4 separate regions of the Mus musculus genome follow, and all the other regions are linked to region 1. The links are chromatin loops, found by intact Hi-C in ENCODE. Cell type or tissue: left cerebral cortex. All regions are shown on one strand. Region 1 holds the start of Ints2 (integrator complex subunit 2). Region 2 holds the start of Rnft1 (ring finger protein, transmembrane 1). Region 3 has its middle 20 kb from the start of Rnft1. Region 4 holds the start of Gm26439 (a small nuclear RNA gene).

What was found. Peaks named below come from ENCODE experiments on the same cell type or tissue, not always from the same donor. Only the 100,000 strongest peaks of a DNase experiment are listed, where the experiment ranks them.
Region 2: a loop joins it to region 1, with 2.2 times the contacts of the local background. A loop is called at or near these places in 2 of 42 quality-filtered maps.
Region 3: a loop joins it to region 1, with 2.1 times the contacts of the local background. A loop is called at or near these places in 3 of 42 quality-filtered maps.
Region 4: it touches region 1 in a loop (1.9-fold over the local background); 2 of 42 quality-filtered maps call a loop at or near these places.

What each region holds. Positions count from the first base shown.
Region 1 is chr11:86,256,502-86,259,001 of GRCm38, forward strand. Ints2 (integrator complex subunit 2) reads right to left here and starts at 1,093. Exons shown (of 25, transcript NM_027421.3): 1 at 703-1,093. All of the region lies in intron 2 of Brip1os (BRCA1 interacting protein C-terminal helicase 1, opposite strand), which reads left to right. In left cerebral cortex, no CTCF peak of the experiment used is centred here; a DNase peak (open chromatin) is centred at 1,089; H3K4me3 peaks cover 1,595 bases; H3K27ac peaks cover 1,316 bases.
Region 2 is chr11:86,483,253-86,485,752 of GRCm38, forward strand. Rnft1 (ring finger protein, transmembrane 1) reads left to right here and starts at 1,405. Exons shown (of 9, transcript NM_029788.5): 1 at 1,405-1,547. In left cerebral cortex, a CTCF peak has its summit at 1,449; DNase peaks (open chromatin) are centred at 1,281 and 1,809; H3K4me3 peaks cover 2,119 bases; H3K27ac peaks cover 1,775 bases.
Region 3 is chr11:86,463,467-86,465,966 of GRCm38, forward strand. No RefSeq gene overlaps it. Among named protein-coding and RNA genes, the nearest start is that of Rnft1, 20 kb to the right of the region's middle. In left cerebral cortex, a CTCF peak has its summit at 1,021 (motif pointing left); a DNase peak (open chromatin) is centred at 1,012.
Region 4 is chr11:86,435,973-86,438,472 of GRCm38, forward strand. Gm26439 (a small nuclear RNA gene) reads right to left here and starts at 1,443; the gene lies at 1,338-1,443. In left cerebral cortex, a CTCF peak has its summit at 1,083 (motif pointing left); DNase peaks (open chromatin) are centred at 1,063, 1,755 and 2,487; H3K4me3 peaks cover 777 bases; H3K27ac peaks cover 385 bases.

The DNA of each region.
Region 1 (2,500 bases):
AAGATAAGAAGGAAAACTGCAGATTAATGTTTCTTCTCAATTTAGAGATCATTTGCTCTAATACTTTGTGTCCCAGTGAACCCTCCTACCCTGAACACAGCCAAGACTTCCCTCATTATGCCCATTACATGAGTTCCATGAAATATGGAGAGAAAATGAACGGCTGCAGCCAGATCTCTTTCATTTTACAAGCCTACCAGATAAATATAAATATCAGTTGGGCTTCTCTTTCTACCTCCCAACTACATGGAAACACTGGTAAATCATCTCACGGGCCAAAAGTAATGTCAGAGGCATGGTTCTGAAAGCCACAACGCTATTCCGTACCCCTATTGTTATAGAGGTAGATGTGTATGTACAGTCAGCTGAAGGAGTTAAAGAGAGTCTCACTTGGGCACTGTGGTTTTGAGTAAATTTTCAAAAGGTAGCAGAAAAGAGAGGTGACATGGAACAGTTAACAGAGACCACTCAGTCTTAAGACCTACTCCCTAGCAGAGCTGTGGACAAAGAATCGTAGGCAGAAATGCTGCTGTTTCAATAGTAAGCGCTGGTCTTTTAACAGTAGAGTAAGCTCAAGGCAGAGGTGACAGGACTCAGGGGTCTCTGCCAGGCAGCAATGAGAATCGAGTGACCCGGGCTGCGAAGAGTCAGGCGGACTTCAGACAAAGCGGCACTTGGGCCCGAGAAGCCGACGCTTCATACCTTAAGATCAACCCTCCAGCCTCAAGGGACCCACTCGGATTCCGCCTCCGAGAGCCAGACGAGGCAGAAATGGAGAGCGCGGTCCGAAGTTGGGCCTAGGTGATTATCCAGATCCCCAAACCCCGGCAATGCCCGGAGTCGACTCAGGCACCAAGAACTCTGACGCTGGCACCAACAGTGCCGTCGACAGAGCGAGAATCAGAATGGGGACACTGCAAAAAAAAAAAAAAAAGTAAAAAGGAAAGGGAAAAAAAAGGGAGAAGCAACCAGGAGAGAGGGGAAAGCAGAGACTTAGTTCAACCTGCACCCTGCACCTCCATTCATCCCAAGCTTCTGGCACGCGCCGGCCACCGTACAGCACTGAGAAGACGTCGGCGGCGATAAGAAAAGCCAGCTTAGGGCCGCTCTGCGCATGCGCAGGCCCGCCCCTTCCTCCGTCACCGCCCTCCCCGCTTCCGAAAGCGTGGAGTGTTACACTTTCTTGTTTTCCAGAGCTTTTCTCTTGGAACCTTGTCAGATGAGTTCCTAAACGGTCAGAGCGAAATCCCGACCCCCGAACCAATTATCGCGACATTTAAATAACAATAATGTATTAAATGGCAAAAGTTGTCCGCTCTGTTCCTCCACAGAAATTTGCCTAATGGAACCCGATTGCAGCCTCCTTTAAACCCCTGCCGGTGCGGTCTAGAAAGTTCTAGAATCCCAAGACCTGTGTGTAGGGGAATTTTAAAAGTAATGAAGCCGGGCAGTGGTGGCGCACGCCTTTAATCCCAGCACTTGGGAGGCAGAGGCAGGCGGATCTCTGAGTTCGAGGCCAGCTTGGTCTACAGAGTGAGTTCCAGGACAGCCAGGGCTACACAGAGAAACCATGTGTCGAAAAAAAAAAAAAAAAGTAATTAATCATAAGTCTATACACTAAGGCCAAAGTGTAATAACTTTTCATTATTTAGTTTTATGGTGTGTACCCAAATTATAAGCGCATGCTACCACTTCCGGCTTGCATTCGAGGTTGGTTTTGTTTTTCAGACAAGGTATATGTGGTCCTTGTTGGCCTGGAGTTCATTATGTAGACAAGGATGACTGGTACTTGACACAACCCCTCTGTCTGCCCAGGGCTCATACTAGAGGCTCTATGTTTGGTAGCTTTCTCGGGTCTCGAGGTTACAAAAATCCTATTCAAGAGTGAATTTTAGGAACGAATTCAGTGGAACCTTCTCAATATTATATGTGGCACTTGTGAAAGAAAATCAAAACTAAAGTCTCACCATCTTAAAAATTGCAAGTCTATTTATCTCATAATAAATGTTCTGGAGACAGCGCCACACTATGTAGTCCAGGCTGCTCTGAACTTCTGCTTCAGCCTTTCAAATTGTGGAATTATAGGATTGTGCCATCTTCACCAGCTTACGTTTTTTGTTGTGGTTGTTGTTCCTGGTTCACCCAAGGTTTGCATGACCTTGCGCGCGCGCGCGCGCGTTTGTGTGTGTGTGTGTGTGTGTGTGTGTGTGTGTGTGTGTGTGTGTGTGTGACATTTGTGCATGTGTTTACTTGTGAGAAAAAAGAATAACTCATGGAAGCTCATTTTCTCCTTCCACCATGTATGTCCTGGGACTTGAATTCATGTCATCTGGCTCAGCGACCAACACCTGGCATGCTGTGCCATCTGTCAAGCCTCTGAACTATTTTATTAAAATGCAGCTTTTGGGCTGGAGAGATGGCTCAGCGGTTAAGAGCACTGACTGCTCTTCCGAAGGTCCTGAGTTTAAATCCCAGCAACCACATGGTGGCTCACAACCAT
Region 2 (2,500 bases), 230 kb after region 1:
AAAAAAAAGAGTTTTACTCTGTATCATAGATTGGCCTGGAACTCACAGCATCTTTCTGTCTTAGTCTTCAAAATTCTAGGATTACAATCATGAGCCACTAATGCTTATCATACGTTCATTTTAGTTTAAAATAAAACTACTCACATAGGATCTCTGCTGTGCACAAAATTTGCAGTCTCAGTTGGCTCCCTGGAACCCAAATAAAGGTAGGAGAGAAAATTTCCCAAAAGTGTCCTCTGTCGTACCAGTTCAGGCACTACCTGTCACCATCACGCACAGGCACAAATAGGCCTGTTCTACTTGGGACCAAGTCTTAAAAAAAGAGAGTGCTAATGTGCTGGTCACAGAGAGAAGCAGATCCAAAAGAGCATTGGGATTTTTTAAAGTGCTTTTTGACTTGAGAGAAATTTAAGAATAGTCTCAAGATGAATGAAGGGCTGAGGCTAAAACCAGTAGATTCAGTTATACTACTATGAAAGGAAGACAAAATTTCATGGCTAAGGAGATTTTGACAAGGTATTTGAAAGGTTTAAGTCAGGTAGAAAGACAAAATTACTGGACACGTAACTCAGAAGTGTCTCTGCAAAAAGCCAAGTGTGTGCAAAACGCCAGACTTTTGCCTAGTCACGTCAGCCTCCGATGAAATACTTAATTTCAAGAATCATAGGAATCCTGTTATACATATGATGTCCTAGATTTTCCAGAACTGTGTTTTTTTTTTTTTTCCTTGTAGTATCTTTTTTCCCCTTTAGTAGCCTTTATTTTAGAAGTCGAGTTCCCTGCTCGCCAACACGGGGTTTTCTAAATCTACTTCCAGGGCCTCACAAACTTCCTGGCGCGTCTGATATCCAGTTCTGGCACCCGGTTCTGGCACGAACTAGGGCACACTGTTCAACTTCAGGCTTGGAACCCGAATCCAGGTCACACAACCTCTCTGCCCAGGCAGCCCAGCGGGTCTGGCGTAGCTAGCAACACGCAGCCGGAAGCCAGATCGCGGCTCCCGGTACGCAGCCCGCTGCCGAGCAGGTTCCTGGACCTACCCATTTTCAACCTCAAGTACTGAAGGACTCCGAAGCGTGTGACTGATCACTAATACACGCAAGACGTGACAGCCACGCAGACTTAATTAGCACACACGTCCGCCACTACGCCACTCGTATAACATCACCAACAGGGCCACAGGGCGACAGGGCGGGTCTACGATGTTCAGGGCGGGGCCTAGATGCGCCCTCCTCCTCCTCCTCCCAGTGAAGGCGGGGCTAGGGACTCGGGACAGGGCCTAAAGGTTCCCTTCTCTGCTGGGAAGGGCGGGGCCGGGATGAGCGCGGGGCGGGGCCTAGAGGCTCCTTCTTCCACTGGGCGAGGGCGTGGCCCGGCGAAGGCGGGCCGCGCGTGACGACGTCTAGGGAGCGCGCGCGCCGCCGCGGGGCCAGGCCGAGCGCTGCTGGTGGCGTCCGAGGCTGAAGGCTTGGCGAGAAGGGCTTGCGGCCGCGTGTCGGGCTGTTGGTATTGTGGCTGCCGAGGCCGCCCGCTCCTGGTCATGAGAGGTCAGGCCTGGGGAAGGGGGTGAGGCGGAGGGTTTCCGGGGAGAAGAGCCGAAGCTCGGACGTGGGTGGAGAACTCTGTCCTCGCGGATTCCGGAAGAGTTGGCGTTGACTTTTCTTTCTCCCTTTCCCCTTTTCTTGTTTATGTATGAAGGAGGGCAGGTTTTGTGTTTCTTTTTTAATAGCAGAGACACAAACTGTCCTGTCCCAAGTCGCTCTTCAGAGAGTGAGGCGATAGAGCCGCTGTGGCTTCCGAGCCTCTTCGAAACGTCACACAGTAACTGCACGGTTTCAGCCAGCCAGCCTCCGCCGCAGCTAGCTCCATCGCGGGGGAAACGGGAGAGGCCCGGCGGTGGGCTCTGCGTTTCGTCGGGCGACAGCACGATTCTGGCACCCTGGTCCGAGATCCACACTGGATCACGTAGGGATCTTGCCCTGCCCACAGCCTCTCTTCTGACACCCCTAACCAAGCCGATGGTGGCATTTTTATTCGGGAGGCTAACTCCTTATTTAGACTAAAGCATCACTTAGCAATTACGTGATGACTCCCCCTAAGGGTCCTCTTTCAAAGGCATTTGACTAACATTCTTTTGGAAGGAGAAGCAATATTCTCGGTGGCACCATTAATTACTGAAAACCTTATTAGCTTTGTGGAAGCTGTTTCAGCATAAAATGAAGTGTTTATTATCTTTGTTGATGCTTAATTAAGGCACTGATTTTTTTCCTTCTAAACATTAATGAATCTGTAAAAAAAAATCTATTGTATTTATTTAGTGTGTGTGTCAGAGGACTTGTGGGAGTCAGTTCATTGCTTCCACCATATGAGTTTAGGGGATTTAACTCAAATTAAAGGTCTTGACTTACCCAGCCATCTCACCCACCCTTAGCAAACTTCCTGATGTGGACTCTGCCTCAGAGTACATGAGCCAACTTATTCAGCATTAGTGCTGCTATTC
Region 3 (2,500 bases), 210 kb after region 1:
TTGCCTGAGAATCAAGGAGTGAACTAGCCATATGCCAGAGATAAGTAAAAGGCTACAGATCTCCAAGAAAGCAATTTGGGGTCAGAGTTGATCATAGAAGACGCGCCACATTTCACATTGTAGAGGAAATGTCATGAAAATAAGCATGTTTGTTTGTTTGCAATGTTTGGATTAAACCCCGAGTCTCACCCATTCCAAGCAAGGAGTCTCCACCCAGCTGCTTCTTGCCATTCATAAATGTTTTTTTTTTTAAGATTTATTTATTGGTTATATGTAAGTACACTGTAGCTGTCTTCAGACACTCCAGAAGAGGGAGTTAGATCTCGTTACGGATGGTTGTGAGCCACCATGTGGTTGCTGGGATTTGAACTCCGGACCTTTGGAAGAGCAGTCGGGTGCTCTTACCCACTGAGCCATCTCAGCAGCCTCATAAATGTTATTAATAAACTCATTCTCGATTTAAATATATTATTCCAGGCCAATGGTAAATGCTTCAAATAAAGATTTGCCAGAACACCAGTCAAATTCTCCAGCATAACTTCATCAGTCAGGGCTTGCACACTCTTGTGGGATCCTAGAGCCCAGTTGACTCTCTAAGGACAGAGAATGTTGACGCACAAACCTCTGAAATCTTGTTGTCCATAGAAGTTCAGCACAGCCGGGCGTGGTGGCACACGCCTTTAATCCCAGCTCTCGGGCAGAGTGAGTTCCAGGACGGCCAGGGCTATACAGAGAAACCCTGTCTCAAAAAACAAACAAACAAACAAACAAACAAACAAACAAGCTGGGTGTGGTGGCGCACGCCTTTAAACCCAGCACTCGGGAGACAGAGGCAGGTGGATTTCTGAGTTCGAGGCCAGCCTGGTCTACAAAGTGAGTTCCAGGACAGCCAGGGCTACACAGAGAAACCCTGTCTCGGAAGAAAAAAAAAAAAAAGAAGTGCAGCACAGCTTTTGACTTCTCACAAACAGCCCTCGCCTCTCACGTTCTGTTTCTGGCTGATTATGGCGCCCCCGTGTGTTCCTTTGTTGTAATGTTTTACTACTCCCAGAAGCAATGCAGTTAGTAATGGCTCTGTTTTCGTAGTTGTAACTATTTCCAGTAAACACTAAAGAATGTGATTAGTCTATATATTAACTATCAGACTTGCTTTTCATTTCTGGGTATGTTTTGTTTTGTCTGTGGTTTTTTTGGGGGGTTATGGGTTTTTTATTTGCTTTTAAACATGTATTTATTATTTTATTTTATTTTTTATTATTTTTAACATGTATTTATTTTATATTATGTGATTACACACTCTCGTTGTCCTCAGACACACCAGAAGAGTCCATCAGATCCCATTACAGATGGTTGTGAGCCACCACGTGGTTCCTGGGAATTGAACTCAGGACCTCTGGAAGAGCAGTCAGTGCTCTTAACCGCTGAGCTGTCTCTCCAGACCCTTATTTTTTGTTTTCTTGTTTTGTTTTGTTTTTTTCCTGGTGGGAGGGGCGGGACAGAGTCATACTTATCCCAGGCTGGCCTGGAACTCTCTCTACAGCCTGAAGATGACCTCTTGCCTCCACCTCTCCTGTGTTGGGATTACAGGCCTGTGCCATCATGCCTACCTCATGCAACGGTGAGAGTCTAACCCAGTACTTCATGCAAGTACTCTATGAACTGATTTATGTCCCTCACAGGTTAGTTTATGAGATTTTAAAATCATTTCTTAATTATGAGTGAGTGTGTGTGTGTGTGTGTGTGTGTGTGTGTGTGTACATGCATGTGAATGCAGATGCCTGTGACAATCAGGGGTGTCAGAATCCCCAGGAGCTGGAATTACAGATGGTTGTGTTGGGGTCCAGGAGTCACCCCACAAACCACACAAGCACTGATCGCAATCAGACAGGAATGGTTTATTAAGTGCATACCATAATACTGATCGATCAGGGCCACAGCTCGTAATTCTAGGGCTGAGCCGCATCCACGAAAATTTCTCAGGGCCAGCTTATGAAGGGAAAAAAATCCACAAAAGCCACAGTGAGCTCATACACAGGTGCAGGAAGTGCTGCTCAGTGGTTGGCTCTGACTCAAGCAATTTTGGACATAACGGTTCATATTGACTTTTAATTTGATGGGTCCTACATAAAGCCCATGGAATTTCTTAAGATTAACAAGCCTCATACAGAACATAACAGGATGTGTGATCAGCATGACCTTGCTCTGAGTCAAGTTATTTTTCTGCATCAATGATGGGTAGGCATATTACAGCAACAATATGAAATAGCTGACAGGTATGGAACAAAATGGCTACAGCTATGCCAGGGGTGAGGTTGGGGTGGGCCGACCTCAACAGTTGTGAGCCACCAACATGGGAGCTGGGAATTGAACTCGGGTCCTCTGCAAGAGCAATGTGTGCCTTTCACCACTGAGCCATCTCTCTGGGACCCTGAAAGGTTGTTTGTTTTTCATTACTTACCATTCATAAGCACCAGAAGTAACCTTTCTTAGAAAGGTTGGT
Region 4 (2,500 bases), 180 kb after region 1:
AAGGGAAGAGAAGAAAGAGAGAAAGAAAGAATCCAAGAGTAGAGGAACCTATGATGCAGAGCCAGACAGAGCCCATGGGGGTTCAAGAGCCCCCACTTGCCACTCAGACATACCTAGGTTGTGAGACTCAACAGGTAGGACAGAAGTAACCTTGAAGCAACCTCTTGGACTCTGTGTTATGCAGAGAAATAAAAGGCTTGGTAAACACCTGAGTGTCACCCTGACTTAGCAGATAGACTCCGGCACCCCACCTACTTATGTACAGCCCAGAAGAATGGGTCATCAAAGTAGAAAGAGGCCGTACAGGAAACTTCCCGGTCAGACAACGCTATTGGACAAAGACTGAGGAATCAGATAGGAGGAGGACACTGGGAAGATGCTAATGAGGACCAATGACTAAGGTCAGGGCACTGCCTACCCCACCCTGATGCTGTAGTCAGTCCCCAGGAGCAGAGGAAGAGAGCAGTGGGAACTCTAAGGAGACTGGGTAACATGCAAACTAACTAACTAACTAACTAACTAACTAACTAACGAGGGCTGGAGAGATGGCTCAGTACATAAACATGCTTGTCAGGAAAGCTTGAGCCGTGAACTCCATAGAATACCTGTAAAAGCTAGGCACTAGCGCACTAAGTGTCTATAATCTCAGGGCTCCTACAGGTCCACACTAGGGATGTGGAGAGCAGAGAAACCGAAAGTCTGAGTAGCTTGGCATAAGCAGCAGAACTACAGCAAAGAGATCTTGTCTCAGACAAGGTGGAGACCAAGGTCCAGCATCCAAGGTTGTCTCTGACCACCCACAGCGTTCAAATACATGCCCATGCTCACATAAATGAATAAGGATGCACACACACACACACACACACACACACGAGAGAGAGAGAGAGAGAGAGAGAGAGAGAGAGAGAGAGAGAGAGAGAGAGAAAAGAAAAGAAAAGAACAAAGAAATTGAGAGGCTGGAAAGAGGCAGTTAGGAGTGTTCCCTGCCCCATCAGAGAACCAGAGTTGTGATGTCAACACCCACATCATTCACGCGACTCAGAGATGCCTTACTCCAGCTCGAAGAGATCCAGAGCCCCCTTCTGGCCTCAGTGGGTGCCTGCACACCCATCTCTCTCTCTCTCTCTCTCTCTCTCTCTCTCTCTCAGACACACACACACAAATAATAAAATAAGTATGTTTTAAAGTCTCCAATGCTATAAGATGATAATCTTGCATCATTCCCCAGCTCCCTCCCCTCCGTCCACACACACACACACACACACCCCAACATGCCCCTCCTTGCTTTTCCAAATTCATGGCCTCCGTTTTCATTAACTGTTGCTTCATGCACATATGAAACTATAGAACACTTCACAAATGTGCATGCCATCCTTTTGCAGGGCCACACTAATCTTCTCTGTATTATTCCAATCTTAGTAAACGAGCTGCCAAGGCAAGCACTAAAATAATTAAAAAAAAAAAAAATAAATCAAACCGGAGAGAAGCAGAGCCACGTCCGTTTATGCAATATATCACGACATTTGTGCCAGTACATGCATCCCCGTAGGATTCCCAACGGTGGTTCACTTTTTGAAACTGCTGAGTGTTTCAGACTCTGAATACTCGTTGGACATGCCGGGGGAGGGAGAAAAGAGACATCTTTGTTGTGCCCTGATCAGAATCATCTTCAGATTGGAATCCCAGCTTCGCAGCCTCTCTTTGGGGGGTGGGGTAGCTATCTGATTCATCGGGATTCTAGAAAGAGCCGAAGGACTGTACTGTGCCACCTGCTTTCATTAACTGCTCAGTTGGTGGACTGACAGCAATGCAGCCAGTTCTCCGTTTCTGCGGCAAAATAATCCCACGTGCGGCTAACGTCCTCTGCCTCCTCCGCCAACTTTGTTATCCCTGCCATGCCCTGATGCCCTGGTATACGGACAGCGGAGAGAGGCAAGGGTTCGCAGGGGGAGTCTCGGAAATGTACCTTCCTCAGATAGTGTTTCCAAGCTGGTTTGTGGCCAAATGGTTCAAGATAAATGACTGTTTATTCGTTTTCTCCAAGCCCTGGGGATCAAACCAGGTCCTTGCACATGCAGTTCCCTGATGCTGAGCTATTGCCCTGTGGTTCTAATTTTAAAGATTTTTCAAGGAAGGCAAGTCTCTAGTAACCTGTCCGACATATGATCTATATTTTTAAGTGTTCTTCCTTTCATCAAATCTAAGCCTAAATTTGCCCCCTTTGTTCTCCTTTCAGTGAATTGTGATTCTTAAAATATACAACACAATTTCATTTTGAAATCCTGTTTGCAGCTTAAGTGTTAGATTATGGTTTATAGATAGCATTTATTCTGCCAGAGATGTTGGACCATTTTTGAGATGTTGCTGGTAAAATGGGGCTTTGTAACTCGAGTCTGGGAGACCACTGGTCACCCACGTGGTGATTTGATCAGTGTGAAGAGCCAGACACTGGGCTAAGCAGATGCTGTTCAAAGTGCTGTCTGTGCCCAGAAGCTGCTTG